3 separate regions of the Homo sapiens genome follow, and regions 1 and 3 are each linked to region 2. The links are chromatin contacts, found by Hi-C or POLR2A ChIA-PET in ENCODE. All regions are on one chromosome and are shown on one strand. The core of a region is the stretch at or near the end of the contact, and the rest is flanking DNA. Distances in the headings are between cores, read along the strand shown.

Region 1 (3,563 bases), core at 300-2,799, 840 kb after region 2:
CGGGATCTCACTCACGGCGACCTCCACCTCCCAGGTTCAAGCGATTCTCCTGCCTCAGCCTCCTGAGCAGCTGGGATTACAGACACCTGCTACCATACCCGGCTAATTTTTGTATTTTAAGTAGTGACGGGGTTTCACCATGTTGGTCAGGCTGGTCTCGAACTCCTAACCTCAAGTGATCTACCCACTTCGGCCTCCCAAAGGGCTAGGATTACAGGCGTGAGCCACCACGCCCGGCTTTTTTTTTTTTTTTTTTTTTTTTTTTTTTTGTGAGACAGTCTCACTCTGTAATCCAGACTGGATTGCAAGGGGCGTGATCTCGGCTCACTGCAATTTCTGCCTCCCGGGTCCAGGTTCAAGCAATTCTCCTGCCTCAGGCTCCCGAGTAGCTGGGATTAAAGGCGTGCGCCACCACACCCAGCTAATTTTTGTATTTTCAGTAGAGACCGGGTTTCACTATGTTGGCCAGGCTGGTCTCGAACTCCTGACCCTGAGTGATCCACCCGCCTTGGCCTCCCCAAAAGCTGGGATTACAGCCCTGAGCCACGGCGCCCGGCCTGTTTTTTTGTTGTTGTTGTTTTGTTTTTAATAAAAGAGGCGGGGTCTCACCCCGTTGCCCAGGTTGGTCCAGAACTCCCGGGCTCAGGCGACCCTCCCCTCTGCGGGCCAGGCCACCGCGCCCGCCGCCTCGGGTGTTTTCTTAGGAAAGCTGTGCGGTGGCTGGACTCAAAAACCCCGAACCTAAATCTGCCCGCAGACGGACACCAGCTTCCTCTTACCTCAAGCAAAAGGGCATTCAGGTCCTGATGGCTTCGCAGGAGGCGCACAGCTGATTCCTTTAATTTCTGTGCCCTTTCAGGATTATATTTTTCCCTCTTGACCCTTCCCGCTACGGAGAGAAGTCGGTTCGAAACCATCACAGCACAATTCACACACGGGGTCCCCGGCCCGACGCGCAGGTGGACGCCGCGGAGAAACCCACCAGCGACACCCTCCCGAAGAGGGGCCGGGGCTCCTCCCCAGGGCGCAGGTCTCGGGAAACTAACGGAGACGGCCCCACCGCGGACGCCGGGGAAGACGGCCCAGGAGGGCCCGAGGCAGGGGAGCCCGGGGACGGCTGGCGAGGGGCGGCCTCTGCGCTGAGGGGAGCCCCAGGCCGCGCACCCCAGGCCCGCCTGACAGGGCGGCCGGCGGGGGCGGCGTTCGGGAAAGAAGGGAGCGCCCCGCGGGCGGCGGCTGGGGGCGTCCGCCCAGGCGCAGGAGGGGCCGGGTCCGAGGCAGCCGCGCCGCCCCAGCCGGGCGCCCACCCCGCACAGCCCCCCGGGCGCGGCGTCCGGGGATCCGACCGGCGGAGGCTCTGGCGGGAAGGGATCGGGGAACCGGCGAAACCGTCCCGGGCCGGACGCCGCCCACTCCCGCGGCCTGCCGCGCCCACCTACCCAGCAGCTCGGCCCAGGCCCTCCGGCGGCCCCCTGGGTCCTGGCCCGAGGCGGAGTTCGGGACCCACGAGTCGGACATGGCCTTGGCGCCTACAGCCCCGGCGGCGGCTCCCTGCGCCCGAGCCCGCGCTGCCTTCCTATTGGCTGCGGCCAGGCGCGCACACCCGTTGGCTGGCGGCGGCCAGGCCACGCCCCTCAGGTCGAGGCCTTGCGTCGTGGCCATGTTGGTCCTGGGGGAGGCGCCTGCGCGCGGTGAGGTAGTTTTTGCGTTTGGCTTTGCCGCCGCGGTGTAGTCCGCGGGGGCGTCTCGCGCGGGCAGACTGCCGCCCCTCAAGCGTGGTTCCTGCCGGGAATGACTGGGGTTGGTCCTGAAGAGACCACCTGGCCAACCAAGCCGAGGCAGGCTCAGAGCGCCGCGGGGAGCGCAAAGCCGCGCGCGCCTCTGAGCTCCGGGCAGCCGCTGTTCCTCCCGGCGGCCGAACGGTCCGCGCGCAGGGCGGTGTTTCGGCAGCCGGAGACCGCGCGGTAGCCGCGCCTGTATTCCCAGCGCTTTGGGAGGCCGAGGCTGGAGGGTCGCTTGAGCCCAGGAATTCCAGACTAGCCTGGGCAACAGAGCGAGACCCCATCACTTTTGTTTCTTTTCTTTTTTTTTTTTTTCCTTTTTTTGAGACGGAGTCTCCCTCTGTCGCCCAGGCTGGAGTGCAGTGGCGCGATCTCGGCTCACTGCAACGTCTGCCTCCTGGGTTCAGGTGATTCTCCTGCCTCAGCCTCCCGAGTAGCTGGGATTGCAGGTGCGCGCCACCACGCCTGGATGATTTTTGTTATTTTTAGTAGAGACAGCGTTTCGCCATGTTGGCCCAGGCTAGTCTCGAACTCCGGACCTCAGGTGATCCGCCCGCCTCGGCCTCCCAAAGTGCTGGGATTACAGGCGTGAGCCACCGCACCCGGCTGAGACCCTATCTTTTAACCAGCCTGGGCGGCAGAGCGAGACTCTGTCTCAAAACAAAACCAAACATAAGAATTCGTAAAAGCGAGTGCCTAGGCGAAGCTAATGTGCCTCAAAGTCCTGGGTAAGTAGAGGCCCTGGAGACCCGTCCGCATCCTCTGGCAGTGGCCTTGGAACCACCGAAGGGATTCAGCCGAAGGGCCGCGTTCCCGGCAGGCGTCTTTATTGTGTTGATTACGTAGATGGCGTAGATGACGTAGATGACGTTCAGCACCACAAACGAAGAGCCGAGGCACAGAGTGGGGCCTTGGATTCATGAGATGGGGATGGAGCAGAAATGAGAATTCGGAGTCCATGAAACCCCCACAAAGACTCCTGCACGGCCCGACTCGGACACTTTGCAATCTGCTGGTTGAGGGGGATGGTGTGAACTCAGGGAACAGCCTGAGATCGCGCCGCTGCACTCCAGCCTGGGCAACAGAGCAAGACCCTGTTTCAAAAACAAAAAATAACACTAAGCAATTAACAGGACTAGACTCAGAGGTGATCGAGAAATTGAAACAGGCTGGAAATTTAAATTAACTGTGATTAATATGTGGAGGTCTCTTGTACGAAAGGTGAACAATATGCATGAGGAGGAAACTCATCAAATTATAAGAAAGGAAGAACGCTGATAACAGGTAATTTTTCTGATGGGGCAGCAGTAGGATCAACACAGCTGAGAAAAATAGGAATTACCCACGTTGGAAAATAAAGAAGAAAAAAAGTTTTTTTTTAAAAAAAGCATCCAAGAACTGTGGGAAAATATCAAATGATATCATATGCATGTAATAGGACTCCCAAAAGAAGAAGAAAGAACAAATCATAAAAAATGTTTGAAGAGAAAATTACCAATAATTTTCCCAAAATAATGAAAGACCTGAGCTCAGAGCACACACAAAACTTGATAAATATGAGCCCCTGCCTGACACATGCAGTGTATTCAAACTGTGGAAATCAGAGAGAAAACCATGAAGATGGCCGGAGGAAAAAGATACGTTAAATACAGTAACAAAGGTAAGAATTCCAGCCTGGGCAATATGGCAAGACCTCGTCTCTACAAAAAATACAAAATTTTTTTTTTGTATTTTTTGTATTGCCCAGTGTGGTGACACGAGCCTGTAGTCCTGTGGGCGGAG
Region 2 (3,985 bases), core at 827-3,326:
CCTGACCTGCAGCCATGTCAGAGGTCCACCCTGACCCTCTCTGCTCCACATCTTTAGCCATGTCAGAGGTCCACCCTGACCCTCTGCTCCTCACCTGCAGCCATGTCAGAGGCCCGCCCTGACCCTCTGTTTCATGCCTCTAGCCAGCAGCCCCTCGCATGACTCAGGCACGGGGCCACCTCTTGGCCCTAACCTCCTTCCACGGTAGACACCCCCGTCCTTCCACAGTAGACGCCCCCATCCTAACAAAGCGGCGGCTCTCCATGCGCCTCAGAGCCCGTCTCTCTCCGCGCCGGTGAGAACCTGCTCTCACGCGGGGAGCAGGTCGGAAGGGTCTGAACCATGAGGAAACTGAGGCCCAGGGAGGAAGCACCCGGCCCAAGGCCACTCAGCGCCAGGGGATAGACAGGGCCGCTCCAGAGAGGACGGGATGGCAGATGCCAGGGCCAGTGGGCTGGTGCTGCCTTGAAGGTGGCTCTGAGTCACCCATTCGGGAGAAACGAACAGTAGCACTGGCTGTGGTGAGGTCCGGCCTTTGCATTCCGGGCACCCGGGGTTGGGAAGTTCCTGCTCACATCTGGGGCCCTTGTGGGGGATGGCCCTGGGGCCCCACGGGCAGCTGCAGGTGGGAACAGCCTCAGGCAGCCGCCGCCAGGACCTGCTCAGGGAATGTGGTCTCCAGAGATGGGGACACCCCTCGGTCCCGGGTTCTGTGTGTGAGTGTCAGGGGTGCAGTCAGACCTTGGACCTGACGGCCTCAGTGAGAGCCCCGCGAGACGGGAGACTGTGAGCTCCTGAAGGTTCCGACGGCTGCTGGGAGTGTGGCCACGAGGGCCACTGGGAATCGGGGCCACCAGCCTGCAGCTGCAGCCCCCAGCGTCCGGGGATCCTTGTCCTGGGACTTCGCAGGCTCGGGTGGGGGGTATCAGCAATAGCTGGCGTCCTGCTGGACTGGACCCCTCCCCAGAGCCCGAAGCCCCCAGAAGGGCAGGCCCAGGTTCCCCGTAAACCCCCACTGCCCTGGCTGGAATCGTTCCTCGGACAGGGGCCCAGGGTTGGGTCCATTTCCTCCTCACCGGGGTCTTGGGCCAGTGCCCTCCCCTCTGGCCTCAGTTTCCTCATCCAACCTGCTGTGAGGTGTCACACCCGGAGGGCATCCCAGGAGGAGGAGGGCTCTCTTTCTAGGACCCCCCCATCACTTCCCGGCTGCGGCCCTCCCACCCCCAGGAGAACACAGCCCACCCTCCTAGACGGGGCTGAGCAGCCCGGCCTCCAGCATCTGCCTCTGGGTGGGGCTGGGGCACCTGGCTGGCACCTGCCAAACCCTCACCAGCCCACCTGCCCCAGCTGTGCAGGACCTGCCTGTGGGGTGGCCCTGTTGATATCTGAGGTGAGTCAACACGGCCATCCGTGCCGGCACTGTCAACTAAGCTGGGCAGGCCCCGCGAAGCTCTAAGGAGTCACAGCCCCGGCACCGGCTGCCGCTCTCTGCCCCCACCCCACCACCTTCCCCTCGAGCCTCTTACCTGGGCCGCCCTTCCTGGGACCCCGGGGTGCGGAGCAGCCGGCAGATGCCAGGAGGCCGCTCTCCAGCACAGGGTGCGTCTGGGACATGGAGCCACAGGTGGATCCCGAGGCTGAACTGGCTGCCCTGTCCCTCAGTCTTGAAGCCGGCATGAGGAGGGCCACCCTCAGGGGCCAACCTGGAGCCCAGGACAGGCCTCTACCAGGACTGCCTTTCCCGACCTCCTGCAGCCTTGAGGGAAAGAGGAGGGGCTGGGCCAGCTGGGGCGTCCTGGAGTTGGGCCTCTGTCCCTGGAAAGCCGAGGCCCTCCCGGCCACCAACTGGGTGTCCTCTGCCCTGGGGAGGGGGTGGGAGCCCTGGGGCTCATGTGACGCGGGGCGGGCCTGGGGCTGCAGGCTGGGGAAGGTCTCCCTGCAGCCTGCGGGTGAGGCAGCCAGCTGTGTCCCCGTGATAATGCCGGGGCCGGAGGCCTGCAGCTGCGCCCGCCACTTCCCTGACAGGAACCATCTGGGGCCCTGCCCTGCGCGGCCTTCCCTCGGGCCATTCCGGTTTGACCTTCCAACAACTTCCTCCTCCCAGGCAGCTCTGGTGACGTCCCACCCACCCTGAGCCCTACAGCGTGGCCACTGGGCATGTGTTTCCTCGGCCCCAGGGCAGGTGTGCAGGCCTGAGGGCAGCTCCATCCTGGCCCAGAGCCCTTGGCCTGTCCCGCCCACCCATCTTCCCCCCAGGGCTTGGCCCTTCCTTCAGCCTGGGGTATCTGGGGGTGTCCTCCCTCTCCGCTAGCCCTCAGTCAGCCGAGCTTTCCCCAGCACCCCTTTTAGTTTGCCCCCGCTCCAGGGGCCACCCTGCCCGTGTTCCTGTGTCTGCTGACTGTGCCCTTGAGCAAGGCGGGGCCTCTGACCAGCCTCTCCTCAGCCCCTGCTCCGGGGTTCTTGGGCACCTGACCTGTCCTCAAAGTACCTCCCGCCTGCTGGGAAGGAAACCCTCTCTCTCTGCTTGGCCTCGTGCACAGGGCTCCTGGCCCTCTGTGGAGACAGCAGGGCTCCCCCACTCTCCGGGGGTGCCTCAGAAAGACCCTCACCCCACGCCCCAGCGGCCGCCTCCGGTGAGCAGCCTGGAGTTTGCGGGGGTCGGGGGTAGGTGGCTTCTCCAGTCTGGGAAATTCCAGAAGCCACCTCAGAGCACTCTTGGGACTACTTAGACCCTAGGGAGAGTCCTAGGACCCCTTTCTAGCGGCCGTTGGGCTGAGAGAGTGAGGCACATCCCAGATGCTGGGAAAAAAAGCCACTTTCTAAAGCTCCCTGACAACTGTCAGAGGGCAGGAGCTTCCTGGGAGGGGACAGTGACCCTTCGGCCCTGCAGCCCTGGTTCGGTGGCTTTTCTGATGCCATGGCTGGAGGTTTCCCGGCCTCAGACAGGCCAGAGGTGTGGAGCCCGCAGACCCAGGGCCGGCTCACGGGCATCTGTGCTATTTTGATTTGATTTGATTTGAGTTTTAGGTCACGTTTGCACGCAGTTAATAATTCAAGCCGTGCAGGAGTAAAAGCCGACTCCTTCCCCGCAGGGTCTCCAGGTGTCCCGGGTCTCCCTGTCCCAATAGTCGAGTGTCTTTCTCGAGTTGGTGACAACAAGCTGCATGCCAGCGTGTGTGTCCAGCTTACAGTGGGGATGTGTTTGTTCCTGCTGGGGAACTTCCCAGACGCCAGGCCCACCCGGGGCCTCCCCTGCCCTGGGTGGTCGGCCGTTCTGCCCCCAGGACTGAGGCTGGAGGGGACATTCCTGCCAGCCCGGGGCCCATCCCCTGGTGCCATCATTCGGTCCCCACGTCCCCTGCTGTTCCCTGTGCTCTGGCTCAGGGTGGGATTCACAGTGAGGGTCCTGGGGGCCCTGACCCTCCTGGTTTCCTCATTTGTGCAGGGTGCACGATCCTAACGGCGTCAGCTCCTACAGCGTTTCCGGGAGTGGAGACAGCAGAGGCTCTGAGCCGCCACATGGGCCGGGGCCACCGTGAGCATGTGGCTGGGGTTGGTCTGTGTCAGTGCCTATTCCCCAGCTGTGTGCAGTGAGAGTCTCAGAGTCGGGGAACTGAGGGTCTCAGGGGGCACAGCCCCCACTCCGTGAGGCAGCAGGACAGCACCCTGGGTGAGGGTGGTGGCTCCCCCCACCCGGGGTAGGAGACAGGCAGCCCTGCCCCCAGCCCTGAGGCAGATGTTCGAGGCCTGCACCTGCGCCCCCCACAGATGGGACACTTCCACTTTCGCAATGAGGCCCTGAGCTCCCCGCCTGGCCCCGTCTTGCCTGGTGTCTAATCAGGGGGTCTGACGGAGGTGGGGTTGGAAAGAGAAGAGAAGAAAGTTGCCCACAAGTTGGGGGCAGGAGCTGCCCCCCAACTTTGGCGGCCACCTGGGGGTGTGGGCACCACTCCCCACCTCCCCACTACCGGCCTCCTCTCCCCCA
Region 3 (3,940 bases), core at 1,441-3,940, 710 kb after region 2:
AGTCTCACTCTGTTACCCAGGCTGGAGTGCAGTGGCACGATTTTGGCTCACTGCAACCTCCGCCTTCCGGGTTCAAGCGATTCTCCTGCCTCAGCCTCCCGAGTACCTGGGACTACAGGCAACCACCACCACACCCAGCTAATTTTGTTAGTTTTAGTAGAGACGGGGTTTCACCATGTTGGCCAGGCTGGTCTCGAACTCCTGACCTCAAGTGATCTGCCTACCTCGGCCTCCCAAAGTGTTGGGATTATAGGCATGAGCCACTGTGCCTGGTCACAACACCTGCATTTTCTTTTTTTTTTGTTTTTTTTTTTGAGACAGAGTCTCACTCTGTCACCCAGGCTGGAGTGTAGTGGTGTGATCTTGGCTCACTGCAAGCTCCGCCCCGTGGGTTCACACCATTCTCCTGCCTCAGCCTCCCGAGTAGCTGCAACTACAGGCACCCGCCACCATGCCTGCCTAATTTTTTGTATTTTTTAGTGGAGATGGGGTTTCACTGTGTTAGCCAGGATGGTCTCTATCTCCTGACCTCGTGATCGACCCGCCTCAGACTCCCAAAGTGCTGGGATTACAGGCATGAGCCACCACGCCTGGCCAACACCCCCATTTTGTATACCACACTCAACTCCCCCATTTTCTACATGCTGATCAAAACCAATCTGAATGGAGTCTAGGTCTGGCTGTGGGCTGTTGGGAAGAGGCCCCCAAATCTGGCCATCAACTGGCCGCAAAACTGGCCATAAACAAAATCTCTGCTGCACTGTGACATGCTCATGATGGCCATGACTCCCACACTGGAATGAGGGCAAGGAACACCTGGCCCACCCAGGGCGGAAAACCGCTTAAAGGAGTTCCTGAACCACAAACAATAGCATGAGCGATCTGTGCCTTAAGGACGTGCTCCTGCTGCAGATAACTAGCCAGACCCATCCCTTTATTTCCCGTAAGAAGTGCTTTTAATCTATAATCTATAGAAACAATGCTTATCACTGGCTTGCTGTCAATAAATATGTGGGTAAATCTCTGTTCGAGGCTTTCAGCTTCGAAGGCTGTGAGACCCCTGATTTCCCACTCCACACCCTATATTTCTGTGTGTGTTTCTTTAATTCCTCTAGCGCCGCTGGGTTAGGGTCTCCACGACCGAGCTGGTCCCGCAGTGGGCAGTGGTTTGGGCCCGACCGAGCTGGTCCCGCAGTGGGCGGTGGTTTGGGCCCGACCGAGCTGGTCCCGCAGTGGGCGGTGGTTTGGGCCCGACCGAGCTGGTCTCGCAGTGGGCGGTGGTTTGGGCCCGACCGAGCTGGTCTCGCAGTGGTTTGGGCCCTGCTTGCTCGACTGGATTTCAACAGTGAAGCCAGATTAGAGGACATGCTGGCTGCCCCGATCCTGGACCTGGACCAATGGTGCTTCCTAAACATTCCATGTCAACTTTTCTTTTTCCACCTTCCAGGGCTGGGCTGTGAAAGAGATTGGAGAGGCAGGTGCCTGTGAGAGAAGCTTCTACCAGCCTGGGAAGTCAGGTCTTCCATGAGTGAGGGGAGGTATCTACTTTGCCAAACCTTGTTAGGGAATGCTGACATAGCTGCCTCTTCCTGCCCAGAAGCTAAGCTTGAATGCCACCCCTCACAGAGCTTCTCTCCTGTCTTTCACTCACTCCTGCTTATTTCTGTGACAGAACTTGACAGCATGGACATTGCCACTTGCTTCCTTCAGTCTCCTGGAGTCCCCATGTCCTGAACACAGAGGAGGCACCCAAATGCTTGCTGAAGCCACATCCCTGGACCAAGTGACCTGACCCTCACCTGGAGGACCTTCACCTTCACCTCTCACCTGGAGGACCCTCTCACCTGGAAGACTCTCTCACCTGGAGGACCACCCCACCTGAAGGACTCCCAACTGGAGGACCCTCTTACCTGGGGGACCCCCTCCGCTGGAGGACCCTCTCACCTGGAGGACCCTCTTACCTGGAGGGCCCTTCACCTGGGGGACTCCCCCACCTAGAGGATCCTCTTACCTGGAGGTCCCCTCACCTGGGGAACCCCCCCCCCACCTAGAGGATCCTCTTACCTGGAGGGCCCTTCACCTGGGGAACCCCCCCCCCCCACCTAGAGGATCCTCTTACCTGGAGGACCCCCCACCGAGAGGACCCTCCCCCCCCACCTGGAGGACCTCCCCACATGAAGGACTCCCACCTGGAGGACCTTCTTACCTGGGGGAACCCGTCTCACCTGGAAGACCTTCACCTGGGTAATCGCCGTGGCCTCCCACTACGGCGCAGCCGGGTCGGCTGCCCGGGCTTCACCCTAAAATAAGGCCCGAACTGCAGCAGTCGGAGCCGATCCCTGGAGCCCAGCGCCTAGGGCGGACCCGCGGGAGCGTCTCTTGGTAACCGTTGCTAAGGAGAGGAAGCCCGGGAAGGAGCTTTCGCGCCTGCGCCGCGGGGCCGTCCGCGTCTGCGCCTGCGCGCAAGAGAGGCGGGGCCAGCGCTCGGCATGGCGGAGCCAGATCTGGAGTGCGAGCAGATCCGTCTGAAGTGTATTCGTAAGGAGGGCTTCTTCACGGTGCCTCCGGAACACAGGGTGCGCGGGGTGCCACCCGGGCAGCTCTGCCCGCCTCGCTAGCGGCACTGCCCGGCTGGGTCTGGGGAGCCTCGTGTCGCGCTGCCGCGCCGAGGCTTCCGGCACGGGCGGGAACGACAGTCCCAGAGTTCCCCGCGGCGGGGGCGGAAGCCGGGGCGGGGCGGGCTCAGGACCCCCGACAGCCGGTCCCTGGAGATCTGAGGGGCCGGGGCGGGCTCAGGGATGCCTCGCGCCCGCGGAGAGACGGGCCCGGGACTTGGGAAGAGCAAGCTCCGGGATCCAGCTCGGGCGCTGCTGGGTTCAGCGCCCGAGCTGGGCTTTGCAGGCTGAGCCGCGAGCCACTTGTTTGTGGGGAGAATTTACACCCGCGACGAGTTCGAGCTTGAAGGCTCCCGCTGGGCTTGGGCTGCATGGAGCGGGGTCCAGCGCTGCCTGGCGGCTTCACGCGAACCCTGGGCGCGTCCCTTGCGGAGGTGCCGGTGCCTCCCTCTGCAGAGACCAGGAGAGAGCCTCTGGGCGTTGGGCGGTGTTGCCCAGGTGCACGGCTGGTGGGGGTGGAGAGCCCTGAACTTTGGCCGCTGGTTTGTGTTTTTAACTGCTGGCTGGTGCTCTGAGAGGCCAAGCCACGTGTTCAGTAAGAATCATTAACAGATCGTGGCTGGATGACAACAGGAGCCACACTTTACTCATCCAGACGTGCAGCAGGCGCTCACCGCGTTGAGAGCCGTGTGCTGGACTCTGGGGTGAAGTAGTGAGTTGGCCTTTTCTTTTTTGTTGTTTTTTTGAGACAGGGTCTAGCGCTCTCGCCCAGGCTGGAATGCAGTGGCGTGATCACGGCTCAGTGCATCGTCAGCCTCCTGGGCTCAAGTGATCTTCCTGCCTCGGCCTCCCAAGTGCTGGAATTACAGGCGTGAGCCACCGCCCCCAGCCTGGCCTGGCATTTCTTTGAGTTCAGGAAGTGTGACAAGGATTTGGACACCCAGAAATAAGCGTGTCGAGAAGAGCACAAGCAGAGGATGTGAGAAGGGGAATTAAGGCGGGAAAGGGAGTTTGAGACTAGGCCATCAGTGAGTGACAGGCCAGATGCTTCTGACTCGGTCCCCAGGTGTCAGGAAGGAATCAGACTGAGGACAAATGCGGCCAGTGGCTCACACCTGTAATCTCAGCAATCTGGGAGGCTGAGGTGGGAGGATTGCTTGAGCCCAGGTTTGATACTGAGGGTTAAGAGAAGGGAAGCCGGGAAATGGGGGCTGTGAGGTTTCAAACCTTGCTACGTGTGCTTTTTTTTTTTTTTTTTTTTTTGAGACGGAGTCTCATTCTGTCACCCAGGCTGGAGTGCAGTGGCGCAGTCTCGGCTCACTGCA

Evidence for each region. Hi-C counts contacts between places; a loop is a spot of excess contacts on that map. ChIA-PET counts read pairs that join two places held with the same protein, here RNA polymerase II (POLR2A). Pooled maps may share reads with other maps.
Region 1: a loop to region 2 is called in a pooled map, with 6 times the contacts of the local background. The contact joins the promoter of FANCA here to the promoter of CBFA2T3 in region 2. A Hi-C loop is called at or near these places in 1 of 37 single-sample maps with no recorded cell type and 2 of 50 pooled maps. POLR2A ChIA-PET finds 5 or more read pairs at or near these places in 1 of 52 experiments (OCI-LY7).
Region 3: a pooled map shows a loop between it and region 2 (2.4-fold over the local background). The contact joins the promoter of LINC02166 here to the promoter of CBFA2T3 in region 2. A Hi-C loop is called at or near these places in 1 of 50 pooled maps. POLR2A ChIA-PET finds 5 or more read pairs at or near these places in 2 of 52 experiments (PC-9 and activated B cell).

Annotation. Positions count from the first base shown.
Region 1 is chr16:89,815,098-89,818,660 of GRCh38, forward strand. FANCA (FA complementation group A) reads right to left here and starts at 1,550. Exons shown (of 43, transcript NM_000135.4): 1 at 1,440-1,550; 2 at 780-889. The coding sequence starts at 1,518. RefSeq lists silencers at 1,054-1,103, 1,334-1,623 and enhancers at 1,484-1,778, 2,164-2,213.
Region 2 is chr16:88,975,131-88,979,115 of GRCh38, forward strand. It overlaps CBFA2T3 (CBFA2/RUNX1 partner transcriptional co-repressor 3), which reads right to left and starts at 2,077. Exons shown (of 12, transcript NM_005187.6): 1 at 1,527-2,077. The coding sequence starts at 1,677. RefSeq lists enhancers at 202-746, 399-608, 2,449-2,498.
Region 3 is chr16:89,684,222-89,688,161 of GRCh38, forward strand. LINC02166 (long intergenic non-protein coding RNA 2166) reads right to left here and starts at 2,691. Exons shown (of 3, transcript NR_184152.1): 1 at 2,226-2,691; 2 at 589-1,454. It overlaps CDK10 (cyclin dependent kinase 10), which reads left to right and starts at 2,468. Exons shown (of 13, transcript NM_052988.5): 1 at 2,468-2,576. The coding sequence starts at 2,490. RefSeq lists a silencer at 2,653-2,902.